Regions from separate parts of the Homo sapiens genome. Here all the other regions are linked to region 5. Evidence: chromatin contacts called from ENCODE Hi-C or POLR2A ChIA-PET data. All regions are on one chromosome and are shown on one strand. Each heading gives the region's core, a stretch centred on a gene start or an enhancer-like site at or near the end of the contact. The rest is flanking DNA. Distances are from core to core; before and after follow the strand shown. Region 1 overlaps CXXC5 (CXXC finger protein 5). Region 2 overlaps NRG2 (neuregulin 2). Region 3 holds the start of CXXC5 (CXXC finger protein 5). Region 4 has its middle 20 kb from the start of PSD2-AS1. Region 5 holds the start of PAIP2 (poly(A) binding protein interacting protein 2).

Region 1 (2,700 bases), core at 11-2,510, 320 kb before region 5:
CGGGGTCCCTCTGCCCAGCTTGCCCGGAAGCTGCACGTCTCCAGTGGGTCAGCACTGACGTCAGCAAGACTGGCCGGGCGTGGAGCCCGCCACCTCCGGAACCACCAATTAATTAACTTTTTCAAATTAATTTCCCAAGCAAAATTCCATAATTACATCTGTCTCCATCAGCCCAAGCTGGGCAGGCAAGAGGACCCTGCAATGAGATGGAATGTGGTGTAAGGGGGTGGCCATAACAGCCCTGGGACCAGGTCAGAGAGGCCACTGGGGGTTAGGTTTTACCACAGTTGGGCACTGGCCTGGCATCCTTATGGATGCTATCTGGGAAAGGAGGGGGCTGAGAGACCAGAGCATTCCAGCAAGGAGGTGGGGGCTCTGGGAGACCCATGGCCGGCCCAGCTCATCCCGGTGCCCCCATCCCCCACCCCGGTGCCCCTAAACCACAGCGGGTCTTGGCATGGCCCAGTAGCAGCACAAGCACCGCGAGGCTGAGGAGGCCGCGGCTGCGGCGTTCTAATTTCCCAAAGGGGCTGAGATTAATTAGCTCACACACAGGCGCAGAGAGGGAGAGGAGAGTGGGAGCAGGAGCGGGCAGCGTCAGGCGAGGAGCTGGCTGGCACTCCCCCCTGCCCGCCCAGCAGGCAGTTGGCGGCCTTGACAGCCTGGGTGCTCTGAAGGTCAGTGGCCAAGCTGGCTGAGCCAGCAGATTGGCACCATCTCCTTCCCAGAATCCTCAAGACCAAGGCTGGGGTACAGTGACCAGGAGGATAGTCTGGGGGGAAGGGCTCCGCTGTCACCACACTCTATCAGTTCTGTGCCATGTGCTCTGTCCACATCATCTTGTTTGATGGTCACAGCAACCCACAGAGGTAGGCATCATGATTCTCCCATTTTGCAGATGAGGACACTGAGGCTCAGAGCTGAGTGGGGCACTGGTGTGGGTCAAGGTCAAGCAAGTGTGGACAGTGGAGGTGAGGCTGAAAAGAAGGCTGGCCCAACTCTAGAGCCCACACTTCTTCCCCTGGACCCCTGTGCAGGTGTCAGGGCTACAGGAGCTCTGGGCCTGGGGGACTGGAACACCAGTCACAAAGCTCCTAAGTGTGTCTGTCTGCGGGGAATGAACTTACCCCTGCCTCAGAGAGCACGCAGGGCAGACTCGCACAGTCATTTCACAGATGAAGAAACTGAGACCAGAAAGGGGAAATGATCTGAGGCTGGGACTAGCCTCTAGTAAAGTCAACCCGATGAAGTGACCTTTAGTGAGCCCTGACCCAGGGCCATGCAGCGCCTGGTGCTAAGTGACACACGGACCACGGGATGGGGGGTCATTGTGGCTATGTCCCTGTATACCAAAGAGGAAGTGCCAGCTCAAGGGCACTTGCTCAACTCCTCCCTGCAGGGTGCCCAGGAGAGGGAAATGGAGCCCCTGGGGAGGGGGTGGAGGAGGTGCGCAACCCTGACCAGGCCCCGAGGCAGCTTCCACAGGCCTAACCATGGAGTTTCCCAGAACCTGTCTGCAGGAAGAACCCAGAAACCCCAAGGGGCATCCATCTGCTCCTCAGGGGATCCCCCACCCACCCATCCACCCTCCTCCCTGGAGTTAAGGGGTTAGGTTAGCAGTTCCAATGCTCTTAGGTTCAAACCTGGAAAGTGCCTTGAGATAGCAGAGGGACCTAGGAGAGTTAAGGAGCTGGGCATGGGGGAGGGGGCTGGCTCAACTAGGAACACTACACATCTTGTGTGTAATGGGGCGAGGGGAGCCCCTCATCTCAGAGACACAGGCTCAGGCCATGCCAGGGTCCAAGTGGGGCTTTGGAGTCAGGATTCCTCTCCTAGCTCTGCAGCCTCCAGCCTAGGTGACCTCAGACAGGTTGCTGACCCTCGCTGAGCCCAACCCCTAGCCAGTGAAATGCAGCCGCTGACAGCCCCCACCTCGTCAGGTCCTGGAGAGGACCTATGTGAAGGGGTCAGTGTAGCGTCCACATGCAGTAGGTGCTCAACTAAGGATAGCCATGTTGTTGTTTTTACTGTCCACATCTGCCAGCATAAGTGTGAACGTCACGGACAAGTCAGGCCAGGCGTGTTGGGTAACCCAGGTCATGGCCCTGGTTCTCTCACCATTTGCTTTTGAGCTCTGAGGCAATCCTTCATGCCTCAGTTTCCCCAGCCCCAAATACAAAGCATTCCCCGTCTAGCCTGCAGGACCATGGGGGGATGGACATGTGGTAGAAGCCTGAAGGTTACAACGAGGGTAGCACCCCACTGGCCAGGCTTGCATCTCCTCTTCTGCCCAAAGGAAGAAGGCCTACCTACACTTCTAGACAGCCTTTCCTCCTACCTCCCTCGCCCTCAGCCCTGCCAGCTCATGTCGGCTCTTCTTAGATCTCCCACAGCCCTGACAGCCCTGCCACAAAGGCACATCCCAAGCCTCTCGCCACCCTGCAAAGGCTCCATTTGCCACCTGGAAGTCCCTGCTCAAGTCTAACATATAGCCTTGCTGTGTGAGCATAGGGGGTGGGAGACAGAGAAAGCCTTGAAACTACAGTCGGCTCTCTCTGCTCCCTCTGATATTAGGAAGCCTCCAGGATTTTCCACCCAACACCCATGGGTTCCTTTGCCCTGGGTCCAACCCATTCCCATCCCTCCCCCAACCCCTGGCCCCCAGCTCAGCCTCTTCACTCAGGTACCTCAGCATCCCCA
Region 2 (2,706 bases), core at 124-2,623, 510 kb before region 5:
GTGGGTGGCCCCTGTCCTGAGGTGACAACGGTGGGGCAGAAGACTGATGGGCTTACAAGGGGGATGTGGAGCACAAAAGGGGACAGGTACCCGGGATCCAGCCTGGGAGATATTAGCAAGGCCAGACTTCTGAAGGAGCTGGTGGTGTGGGGATGGGTCTGTAGCCACAAGCAGAGACACCTCATGGGATCTTGGTACTCCCCTGAAGCAGGTTTTGACTTCACTGTAAGGAGGAATATTTCCCTCACTGAAGCCATCAGGGCATGGGAGGAATTGTCCCTGTGGGGCAGTGAGGCCAGGTCACAGGGGTATCTGAATGGAGACTAATGGCTTCTGGAATTGGGCAGTATGAGTCCTGGTTCCTGACTAGCCTCAAGTCACATCCCAGCTCTGCCACTTCTTGGCTGTGTAAATCCTGAATAAGTCACTTAAACGTTCTGAGTGTTACTTTCCTGCGTGTAGAATTAAACGTTCTGAGTGTTACTTTCCTGCGTGTAGAATGGGACTGGCGGAAGGGTCTTACAGAGCTGCGGTATTAAACCAGATGGAACATGTACCCCAGCGTGAGCCTGACCCCCTGACGGTGAGCATTCCCACAGCAAGTGACCATTCATGAAAGCTTACCAGGGTCAGGCACAGGGCTAACACATCCCACTGATACAATCTGGAATCATCCCAACAGAGCTATGGAATCAACACCATGGTTATGCCCGCGTAACAGATAAGGAAACCGAGGCTCGGAGAGGTTTAGGAAATTGCATAAGGCCACTGAGGGTTGCTGCCGTCATTCTTGCAGGCGGGGTCTCGGGCAAGGTTAAGGCAAGTCTGGGTCCGCCCCTCCCACCCTACCCCACCCCCAACCCCCCCTCCCCCGCGCCGGCCCGGCCTGGCCCTGGCCCATGCCTCTGCCTCTCCCCGCAGGTACGTGTCGGCCCTGACCACGCCCGCGCGCCTCTCGCCCGTGGACTTCCACTACTCGCTGGCCACGCAGGTGCCAACTTTCGAGATCACGTCCCCCAACTCGGCGCACGCCGTGTCGCTGCCGCCGGCGGCGCCCATCAGTTACCGCCTGGCCGAGCAGCAGCCGTTACTGCGGCACCCGGCGCCCCCCGGCCCGGGACCCGGACCCGGGCCCGGGCCCGGGCCCGGCGCAGACATGCAGCGCAGCTATGACAGCTACTATTACCCCGCGGCGGGGCCCGGACCGCGGCGCGGGACCTGCGCGCTCGGCGGCAGCCTGGGCAGCCTGCCTGCCAGCCCCTTCCGCATCCCCGAGGACGACGAGTACGAGACCACGCAGGAGTGCGCGCCCCCGCCGCCGCCGCGGCCGCGCGCGCGCGGTGCGTCCCGCAGGACGTCGGCGGGGCCCCGGCGCTGGCGCCGCTCGCGCCTCAACGGGCTGGCGGCGCAGCGCGCACGGGCGGCGAGGGACTCGCTGTCGCTGAGCAGCGGCTCGGGCGGCGGCTCAGCCTCGGCGTCGGACGACGACGCGGACGACGCGGACGGGGCGCTGGCGGCCGAGAGCACACCTTTCCTGGGCCTGCGTGGGGCGCACGACGCGCTGCGCTCGGACTCGCCGCCACTGTGCCCGGCGGCCGACAGCAGGACTTACTACTCACTGGACAGCCACAGCACGCGGGCCAGCAGCAGACACAGCCGCGGGCCGCCCCCGCGGGCCAAGCAGGACTCGGCGCCACTCTAGGGCCCCGCCGCGCGCCCCTCCGCCCCGCCCGCCCCACTATCTTTAAGGAGACCAGAGACCGCCTACTGGAGAGAAAGGAGGAAAAAAGAAATAAAAATATTTTTATTTTCTATAAAAGGAAAAAAGTATAACAAAATGTTTTATTTTCATTTTAGCAAAAATTGTCTTATAATACTAGCTAACGGCAAAGGCGTTTTTATAGGGAAACTATTTATATGTAACATCCTGATTTACAGCTTCGGAAAAAAAAAAGAAACAACAAAAAAAAAAGAGAGATGGGCCAATTTTTTGACTCTTTAATAGAAACCTATTTTGTGGTGCCTTTTGCTGTATGCTCATCTGGGGCTCCGGGGGACAGGTCTGGGTTGTGGGGTGCTGAGAGTGACAGCTGGGAGAGAAGAGGTGCGGGTTCTGTTGGGGGCGAGGGTGGGGGGCGGTGGGGGGTTGGCCCTAAGGAAGAACTGAGGACGGAAGTAGCTTTGCTCCCAGGCAAGAGCTGAAGTTCCCGACCCCTGGGAGGAGAGGGCCAGGACCCTAGGCTTGGAGCTGGAGCTGGGGTAACTTCCAGGGGGAGATAAAGACACAGCTACCCGAATGGGGAAGCCCTGGCTACTCACAGCTGTTAAAGGAGGGGGGGCAGAGAAACGTTTCCCCAAGAGCCTGAGCCCAGGGAGGTGGCAGCTCTGCCAGGGGCCCAATGTTGGCGGCTCCTGTCCCCCACAGCCTCCAGGACGCCCCTCCGTCCTCTGCAGCACCTTCGTTTACAGGTCGTCTTTTCTATTTTACACCTGCATGTCCTTTGCATTTCAGATTCTTTAGATTGGATGCATGGTCACGCTGGGACCGAGAAGAGCCACTCGACAGTGTATTCCCCTTTTAGCAATAAAGTAACACCATTTCCTTCTCACAGGCTGCCTCCTAGCCCCCAACCCACCTATGACATCCACTCGTCTCCAGTCCTGCCCTCCCACCCCCAAAAACTGGGTCCACTGCTAATTTGTCAA
Region 3 (2,700 bases), core at 187-2,686, 310 kb before region 5:
TGGCAGGCGCCGGGGACGTACGCCCCCCACAGTTCCGCAGCTAGAGGAACACCCCCATTCTCCCTCCCAGGCTCTGCACGCTGCGTGGCCCACGCGGGGCTCGGGAGACAGCTCAAAAGACTCCCCAAGGCTGGGAAAGGAGGGAGGGAGGGGCCGCGGGGCACCGTGGTGGTGGGGGAGATACTTTGATGGAAAAAAAAGGTCAAACTTCATCAGCCCGCCGGGCACCCCGCGGGCAGCGGGGGCGAGGAGCCGGAGGAAAAATGCAGAAGTAGCCGCCGCTTCTTCCAAGTGGTGGGGGAGGCTCAGCCACGCGTGGTCGAGGGCGCCCAGAGCAGTTAACGTCGCCCCTCAACACAGGGCTGCGAGCGGGGTCTGATGGGGGGAGTGCGCGCCAGAGATCTACAAGCAGCCGCCCCCGCAGGCTGAGCGCCCGCCCAACGCCAAGAGGTGAGGACCCCGGGCGCCCGCTGCCCCAGCGCCCGCGAACTGGAGTAGTGGGGGGGAGGGGGGCGGCACCCCGCAAGGAGCGTCCCAGCCCCACTCCACGGCGCCCAAGCCGCCGTCCCAGACCCTAAAACCCCTCTTTTTGTCTGAACTCAGTGATCTGCGACCGAGCATACTGCGGCTTAGGGAGGCTTGGGTATAGCAGCGGCCACCAAGCGATCACCGGCGCTAGGTCTCCCAGGCTCCGGGGCTCCGCGGCTTACGGTGCGGGCGCCCCCCGCCCCTCCCAAATACGGACCCCTCCTTCCCCGTCCCCGGCTCTCCGCACCTGAACTTCGGGGGAACCCGCGCAGCCAAACTTTCCGCCGACTTGCAGCGAACTCCGGCCCCGGCCGCGCACCGAACCCCGGGGGAGGAGAGGGAGGTAGGCGGGGAAGGGGAGGGGGCCGGCCTCCGGGGGGGGTCGAGGGAGGGCCGTGGCCCGACACCTACCGGCTCTCCGAGTCGTCCAAGCCGCCACCGCCGCCGTCGCCGCGAGGCCGAGGGGGAGGGGCGGGGCAGGGAGCTGCGCTCCGCTCTGGGCACCACCGCCGCGGTGCGCTCCGCTCCAGCCGCCAGCAGTGCCCGGGTCCGGAGCCCGAGTCGCGCCGCCGCGGCTGGCCCGAGGCGGGGAGGGGGGGGAGCCTGCAGCACCTGCCCCTCCTCCCCCTCCCCGCGGCCCAAATTAAAAAACAACAAAAAGCAACTAATCACCCCCGAGCTGAGCGCGGCTCGCGGGCGGAGGGCTCAGCGTGCGGCGCCCGGACTCAGCAGGCGGCGCGCATGGCTGGGCGCGGGCTGGGCAGGGCTGGGACGCGGGGCCCGGCTTCAGGGGATAAGGCTCTGCCGCTCTTCTCGCTCGGCTCGGGCGTCTGCTCTTGCCGCCAGTGCCGCCTCTGCTGCCGCCGCCTCTACATCCCCGCTCAGGCTCAGCCGCCTCTGCCGCCGCCGCCGCGCGCCCGCCCGGGCAGGAGCTATGAACGCTGCCCGGGGGCTGCCGGCAAAACCCGGACCGGACTCGCCGCTCCCTCCTCCCCCCAACCCCCTCCACCTCGGCTCCCCTCCCTCCTCCCGCCGCCTCCCTCCCAGCGCAGCTCGGGCCACTTGGACGCCGCGGGCTCTGAGGCCGGAGCTGCAGCCGCTGCGCCTCGAGCTCCCCGCGCCCTGACGCGGTCCACCCAGGCTCAGCTCCCTTGCGCGCCCCGTCTTCGCCTATTTCCCGCAACTTTACAAAAAAAAAAAAAAAAGGACGACCTCCCCGCTTTGGTGAGGCGGTCTGGGTTTAGAGACGCACCTCCGGGGAAATCTGCTATCTTTCTGCCCCCTCTAGAGCGGGGCCAGAAGCTTCGAGGACCGGGAGGGAGAATTTGGCCGCGCCCCCCAGCTCAGGTGCGCGGCGGGCCAGAGATTCCTAGTCGAGGGTCCTGGGAGGTAGACGCGTGTTCCAAGACCCCACCCTTCCAAGAGCTCCTTAATGGATTCAGTGGGCACTAGGGCCCCGGGAGAAAAGGGGCGGAGATTCCCGTTCCCATTTCTCAGGTGAGGAAACTGATCCGAGAAAGGATATTTTATCTCTCAGGCAGGCATCAGCCTCAACTCTTGAGTCCCGGGGCTAAAACGACTACGTACATTTGGTGCCCTGAGACCATGGCCTACGCACTCAAAACCCGAAACAATGCTTGGAACAGCAGCGCTCAATAGGTACTGATTGAAAGACAGAAGGAAAACTCAGCCTTGCCAGAGTAGGCGCCCAGTGGGGACAGAGTTGGGCCCGCATATCCCGCTTTCACTCCATCAGTGGCCTCCATATGCCCATCTTAGGCTAATTAATCCTGCTGCTGCAGATGTCTTCACCTCACGTACCCATGGTGCAAGCCCCGGGCTCATATAATCCCAACTGCATATAATCCCAAAGTGGAAGTTTTCTCCAATTCTTTGGGATTCGTGGGGGCGGATTTGTGCAAGGCCGACCTTCCTCTGCGAGGCGAAGAAAACGCAGTCCCCAGACCCAAGCAGGGGAGGGAGAGGGGGAGGGCGGTTGGGGAAGTCAGCCTAGGGTTAAACGTTACAGCCTGAGATCGATTGGGGCCCAGATAACAGGGAGTTAACTGTGGCGATCCGGGCGCCTGCAGCCACAGGCGCGGCCTCGGTGGGAGAAGCGAAACTGTCTCCCACCTCGCTGCTTCCTCTCCTCTGCTCTGCGCAGCCTGGCTG
Region 4 (2,757 bases), core at 200-2,699, 420 kb before region 5:
AAAAATAAAAGGAAGAAAGAAAGAAAGATGGTGGCTGGGTGCGGTGGCTCACGCCTGTAATCCCAGCACTTTGGGAGGCCGAGGCAGGCGGATCACGAGGTCAGGAGATCGAGACCATCCTGGCTAACACGGTGAAATCTGTCTCTACTAAAAATACAAAAAAAATTAGCTGGGCAAGGTGGCGGGTGCCTGTAGTCCCAGCTACTCGGGAGGCTGAGGCAGTAGAATGGTGTGAACCTGGGAGGCAGAGCTTGCAGTGAGCCGAGATTGTGCCACTGCACTCCAGCCTGGGTGACAGAGCGAGACTCTGAGAAAGAAAGAAAGAAGGAAAGAAAGAAAGAAAGAAAGAAAGAAAGAAAGAAAGAAAGAAAGAAAGAAAGAAAGAAAGAAAGAAGGGAAGGAAGGAAGGAAGGAAGGGAGGGAAAGAGGGAAAGAAGGAAAGAAAGAAAGAAAGAAAGAAAGAAAGAAAGAAAGAAAGAAAGAAAGAAAGAAAGAAGGAAGGGACTTGCCCAGACTCAAACCCAGGCCAGTCAGTGCTCTTTATCACCTTACTATCCTGATGCCTACCCCTCTATTCGCCCTAGAGCAATTCTTAACCTGCTGGGTGTCTCAGTTTCCCCAGCCAGGCAATGGCGAGGATGGAGGAGGCATCTCTAAGGACCTTTAAGTCTAAGGGAACTTATTAATCCATCGAGGTGGGGCTGCTGGAATGGGCACAAAATCACAGATCTAACCATGGAGGGTCCTACAGGCCAAGGTCACCTAAACTCAGGACAGACTGCAAGAGTCTAACCTGGGTCCCTTCTGCTCTAGCTCCATCCATTTCCCCCATACACAGAGGAGAGAAAACCCCATATTGTGGGACAGGGAGAGGGTGCCCCCCACCATTCCAGGACTGCTGAAGACTGAGAAACAGGCCCAGGCAGGTGAAAAGAAGGCTAGGCGCTGGTAGACGGGCAGAGGCAGAAACAGAGTCATCGAAGGGTAGGTCCATCAACAAGTATCCCATGAAAGGCTTAGGGCCAGATAGAACTGCCAGGCCTGGAAGGGAGGCCTCACCCTACTGCCACCAATCCTGTATCGCCCCCTTCTACAAACAGCACATCGAATCACAGCTCAGATTGTAGACTTCCTGAGTTCAGATCCATCTGTTAGTCCTTCATCTGTGGACTCAGCGATCCACCCCCACCACCATTCTGCTCCGCGGTCCCTCTCCCCAGGCCCTGGTTCCACACCTCCCTACCCAATGTTCTCCCTTCATCCAGACCCCAGGCTCTCTACCCAGCCACCACAGAGGGGCCTGGCTTGCCGTCACCCCATCGCCGCCAGCTTGAGGACAGGCCCAAAAAAGGAGGACAGGGAAAGAGAGAGGGAACGAACGCACCACCCCGGGCCAGAGCGGCGTCCTCTCATCGGCCTAGGAAGCTGTACTGCTCAGCAGCCACCAGAGGGCGCGCGCCCCTTCTCAGAGCCAAAGCCACGACGGCGGCGGTGGCGGCGGACCCGGAGGGGTTTGCAGAAGATGCGGGGCAGGGGTGCGGTCACTCCGGGAGGAACCCCCCCGGAACGCAGCCGCACCCTGGGCTCGGATTCAGCCCTTGTAAGAAGACGGCCTTGGATGCTGCCCCTCGACCCTCTCCCCAGCCGCGCCCCGCGCTTCGGTCTCCTGCTGACTACTCGCTCTCTCCCCCTCCTGGCCGCTGCGAGCACTGCGGCCCGGCGGAGCTTGGGCTTGGAGGGTGGGAGGTGGGCAAGGGGGCGAATGGGGATTTATCTGGAAATAATGTGGCAAGGGGCTGCATGGTGGGAATATACTGGGCAGAACGAGATTGTAGTGGTTAGCACTAGGTGAACAGAAGTACGAAGAGGTGGGGAACTACAGTGGATGTGCAGGGTACTGGGCCGATTAATAGGAGGGCACTGGGGGCCACCGGGCAGGTACTGGGGGCAGTGGGTGGTCCCTGGGGGCTATTTAAGTGGTACCAAGCCTAAACTGGAAAGAGGGCGCTGGGTGGTTTCCTGGTGGTAACGGGGGCCCTGAGTGCATGTTGGAAGTACCACTGCGTAGGCACTGGGGGTACTGAATAACAACTGGAGACATTGTGTGCTGGGAAGAACTGGAAGGCAGTGTGAAGATAGCGAGCAGAAGGGGCACTGAGTGGGAACCAGGGGTGGGAGGGTCACGGAACCCGCAGTGGGAAGTACTGAGTGGGTCTGGGGATATGGCACAACTGAGAGGGTGAGGGGGCGTTGGAAGGGTTCGTGGCAGGTACTGGGCATTATCTATGAGAAGTGGGGACATGGGTGGACATCGGGTGGGTCATGGAAGTCACTGGGGTCACACTGAAGCCCTGGAACAGTATGGCACTTCCCTGGCTGTGCCTCAGTGCCCCTCACAACAGCGCCACTTTCACAGCCAGGACTTAGATCAGAAATGTCCCTTCGCCAGTGAGGGTATCCTGCCCTGACCAGAACCTATTCCTGCTTTCCTGGCGGGTGTGGAGGGTGCTGCTCATAGACAGAGGACAGGCTCTATTATCTACCTCCCCCAGATGAGGTGGGAAGTAAAGGCAGGTCAGCCCCTTATCCCTAGAAAATAAGGAGCCCCCTGCTCAGCCCCTCCCATCAGGTTTCGGCCTCCTGGCCCAGCTTGCTGGCTGCTGGGCCGGGAGGGGCTGCCAGGCTCGGCCTCCTGCCCACTGCGGGGCGCCGGGGGAGGGCGGCGCGCGGCTCGAGATGCCGCGTTGCCATGGAGAC
Region 5 (2,827 bases), core at 304-2,803:
CTCAATTTGAGTTCCTAAGGAGCAACGTGCACAGCCTTGAATCATTAGAGGAAATCTCCATTCCCTAACCTCCATCCCTTAAAGAAACACAAGTGGGTTCTATAGTTCTTGTCAAGTTACCTATCCTGTGATTTTGTGTGTGTGTGAAAAAGTTTTATTCAAGTTCACAACTGACAAGTAGTATAAACAGACTAATTTTCCCCAAATATCCTGTCTTTCACTAACTGGAAACAGAATCACAAAAGCAAATAGTGGAGTCTCATTAAAAATTATTGTAGAGAACTTTTACTTATTGCAAACACAACCTACGCCAGAAGAAATTTCAAAAGCGACTTAATGAAAATATAAACCAACACCTGATCTAACTGTGCTAATGAAATCTGTGAAAAAACAATGCCACCACGTTTCAACATTAGCCAGCACACCCAACATGAACATCTACTTTCCGTTGAAATAAACGTCAAAGGCTGTCAGCTGCTACACCTTCCAAGGCAAATTGGAAGCCAAATTCTTTCTAGAGTTTGGGGTTTTTATGAGTTGATACGGGTGCCAAATCAGGGAAAAAAGAAACAAAAGGAAGCAGGTAAGACCCCTTTTAGGAGTCCCTAAAAAATATCACTGCTGGCTGCTGCAACAAATGTTTTGAAGACCTAAGTTCACCACAAGCCTTATTTATTTCTGGTGGCGATGGTGGGGAAGGAGGAGAGTAAGCACAGAAAATTATTAAAAGGTAAGAGGACCTTAAAGTTCATCTAACTCAACGCCCTCCTAGGGTAAGGGTTCCCAGTACCCCAAAGGTTCTTTTTTCCAGGGCATGAGCTGCAATACAACCAAAAATAAGGGGTAGCGATGGCGAAGAAACGGGAGAAAGACGATCTTCTGATCAGGCCCGTCGACGGTTGCAGCGTTCCCCCAAGACGCCAAGAGCCCGCCAGTCCCTCCGCCCCTCTCTCCCCAAACCCCAGCCTCGGCTGAGGCGCGCACGCGCAGCAAGTAGGGGCTGCGCGTGGCGACGCGCAGGCGTAAAGTGGGTAGAAACAATAAGCTTTGTTGCCGAGGCGGTGGGAGGGGGGCAGGGGAAAGGGTACCCGGCGGAGGGATAAAGGACCGGGAGAATGAGGAACAGGAGAAAGTGCTATCCCGGCAACCCTCGCGCCACTGAGGACCCGGATAGAGAGCTGCGAGATCCAAATCATTAATAATGACAATGAAAAAAAAGCGACGGCCATGTCTCGGAGAAGACAGAGACGAAGTCGGCCCAAGCTCATCCCTCAGACTTGGTGGAAAGAGGCAATGAACAACGGAGGCCGCAATGGACTCGGTGGCCAACCACCCAGGGAACCCTTTAGGCCCCTCTGCCGTCGCCGACTTGCTGTCCCTCGACCTCCGCACCCCTGTCGCCACTCTGCCCGAGAGGACCCCTCACCCAATGCACAGCAGCGGGGACGGCAGCCAACGAATCCTGTCGGCCTCCGCGGATCTCCACAGGCAGCGCCGCTCCCCCGCTCGACGTGCGCTTCGCCCGCCGCCTCCCTTCTCCAGTCCAAACAAACACCCCAGCCCGGAAGTGACTTCACTTCCGTCGCCGCCAACCCCGCCCTCTTGTTCTGTCAGCTCTGCCCTCCGAAGCCACTAGAGAGCGCGCGCGAGAACGCGCGACCCCGAAGTCTGTCTCCAAGGCTGCACACGTGTGCACGCGCAGCAGCCTTTCCAGCGCGCCCCTACGGCCGGCTGCCGGGTGTAGCAGGAACGCTGTCGCACGTTCTCTCTGGAAGGCAGGAATGGGGGCGTACCACTGTTCCCACACCCGCCCATCTTCCGAGAATGATGATATGCAATGAGTGAGGCAGCTGGGGACTGAAGAGCACCCTGACAAGATACACAGGCGTGGACTTTCACAGACATCACACACCCCCCCAAAAACGTAATATTTAGGTAATGACATAGCACACACATACCCATACACACCCCAAGAATGATACACAATGTCACACAAACAGCGACATGCACCGAGTCACGTCAAGATCCTGACACAGAAAAATAATAAACTAAGGGAAATCACAGAGGCGTACTAAATGATATGCAAACATCCGCACTCAGACATGTGCAGGCACAAAAACACACTTTTTGAAGCTGGATGCAAACGCAAAATACAAATACATGTGCAACTTCTTTGTGGCTAAAGGAGGAAATGCCCTGTCCACACAGGATAGAAAAGTGTGACCTCCGGGTTCAAGAATTTTGTAGTCCGTGATCCTGGGTGCACTGGCCCCATAGTTATTCTTACCCATGCTTCCTTCCTGTCATCGTTGACAAGCCCCAAGATATATTTCTAGTGACACTAAGCAATGTAAAGAAGAGAGTATGTTTTTGTTTTTTTGTTTTGTTTTGTTTTTTTGAGGCGGAGTCTGGCTCTCTTGCCCAGGCTGGAGTGCAGTGGCGCCATCTCGGCTCACTGCAACCTCCGCCTCCCGGGTTCAAGAGATTCTCCTGCCACAGCCTCCCAAGTAGCTGGGACTACAGGCGCACGCCAGCACACCCGGCCAATTTTTGTACTTTTAGTAGAGATAGGGGTTTCACCGTGTTGGCCAGGATGGTCTCGATCTCCTGACCTCGTGATCCACCCGCCTCCGCCTCTCAAAGTGCTAGGATTACAGGTGTGAGCCACCGCACCCGGCCGAGAGTATGTGTTTTACAAATCTGGATGTTCAAATGTGTAGATACTATCTTTGAAAAAGGGACACAAACTAATTTCTTCCCTTTGGAGAGGGCAAATGACCGACTAGGAAATGGGTGCAAATAACTATCCTTTTCTCCTGAAAAATTT

The links. Hi-C counts contacts between places; a loop is a spot of excess contacts on that map. ChIA-PET counts read pairs that join two places held with the same protein, here RNA polymerase II (POLR2A). Pooled maps may share reads with other maps.
Region 1: a loop to region 5 is called in a pooled map, with 4 times the contacts of the local background. The contact joins the enhancer-like site here to the promoter of PAIP2 in region 5. A Hi-C loop is called at or near these places in 4 of 50 pooled maps. POLR2A ChIA-PET finds 5 or more read pairs at or near these places in 4 of 52 experiments (AG04450, BJ, PC-9 and 1 more).
Region 2: a loop to region 5 is called in a map of CD8-positive, alpha-beta T cell, with 15 times the contacts of the local background. The contact joins the enhancer-like site here to the promoter of PAIP2 in region 5. A Hi-C loop is called at or near these places in 2 of 168 maps with a recorded cell type or tissue (CD8-positive, alpha-beta T cell and naive thymus-derived CD4-positive, alpha-beta T cell) and 6 of 50 pooled maps.
Region 3: a loop to region 5 is called in a pooled map, with 5 times the contacts of the local background. The contact joins the promoter of CXXC5 here to the promoter of PAIP2 in region 5. A Hi-C loop is called at or near these places in 4 of 50 pooled maps. POLR2A ChIA-PET finds 5 or more read pairs at or near these places in 7 of 52 experiments (A673, BJ, CD8-positive, alpha-beta memory T cell and 4 more).
Region 4: a loop to region 5 is called in a pooled map, with 3 times the contacts of the local background. The contact joins the enhancer-like site here to the promoter of PAIP2 in region 5. A Hi-C loop is called at or near these places in 1 of 50 pooled maps. POLR2A ChIA-PET finds 5 or more read pairs at or near these places in 3 of 52 experiments (H1, T-cell and activated CD4-positive, alpha-beta T cell).

The regions. Positions count from the first base shown.
Region 1 is chr5:139,663,076-139,665,775 of GRCh38, reverse strand. The region is part of intron 1 of CXXC5 (CXXC finger protein 5); the gene reads right to left. Among named protein-coding and RNA genes, the nearest start is that of CXXC5-AS1, 15 kb to the right of the region's middle. Within about 2 kb of position 1,260, at least 19 of the 41 ENCODE cell types and tissues checked have a DNase peak (open chromatin) inside an H3K27ac peak, as active enhancers do.
Region 2 is chr5:139,846,913-139,849,618 of GRCh38, reverse strand. It overlaps NRG2 (neuregulin 2), which reads left to right. Exons shown (of 10, transcript NM_004883.3): 10 at 922-2,706. The coding sequence ends at 1,702. Among named protein-coding and RNA genes, the nearest start is that of PSD2, 52 kb to the right of the region's middle. RefSeq lists silencers at 841-900, 951-1,370, 1,501-1,690. Within about 2 kb of position 1,373, at least 20 of the 41 ENCODE cell types and tissues checked have a DNase peak (open chromatin) inside an H3K27ac peak, as active enhancers do; they include CD8-positive, alpha-beta T cell, where a contact is called at or near this core.
Region 3 is chr5:139,647,085-139,649,784 of GRCh38, reverse strand. CXXC5 (CXXC finger protein 5) reads right to left here and starts at 1,436. Exons shown (of 3, transcript NM_016463.9): 1 at 940-1,436. It overlaps CXXC5-AS1 (CXXC5 antisense RNA 1), which reads left to right and starts at 57. Exons shown (of 2, transcript NR_149086.1): 1 at 57-450; 2 at 604-786. RefSeq lists silencers at 9-178, 379-1,508.
Region 4 is chr5:139,764,568-139,767,324 of GRCh38, reverse strand. It overlaps a transcript of PSD2 not described here. Among named protein-coding and RNA genes, the nearest start is that of PSD2-AS1, 20 kb to the right of the region's middle. Within about 2 kb of position 1,449, at least 10 of the 41 ENCODE cell types and tissues checked have a DNase peak (open chromatin) inside an H3K27ac peak, as active enhancers do.
Region 5 is chr5:139,340,580-139,343,406 of GRCh38, reverse strand. It overlaps PAIP2 (poly(A) binding protein interacting protein 2), which reads right to left and starts at 1,553. Exons shown (of 4, transcript NM_016480.5): 1 at 1,427-1,553.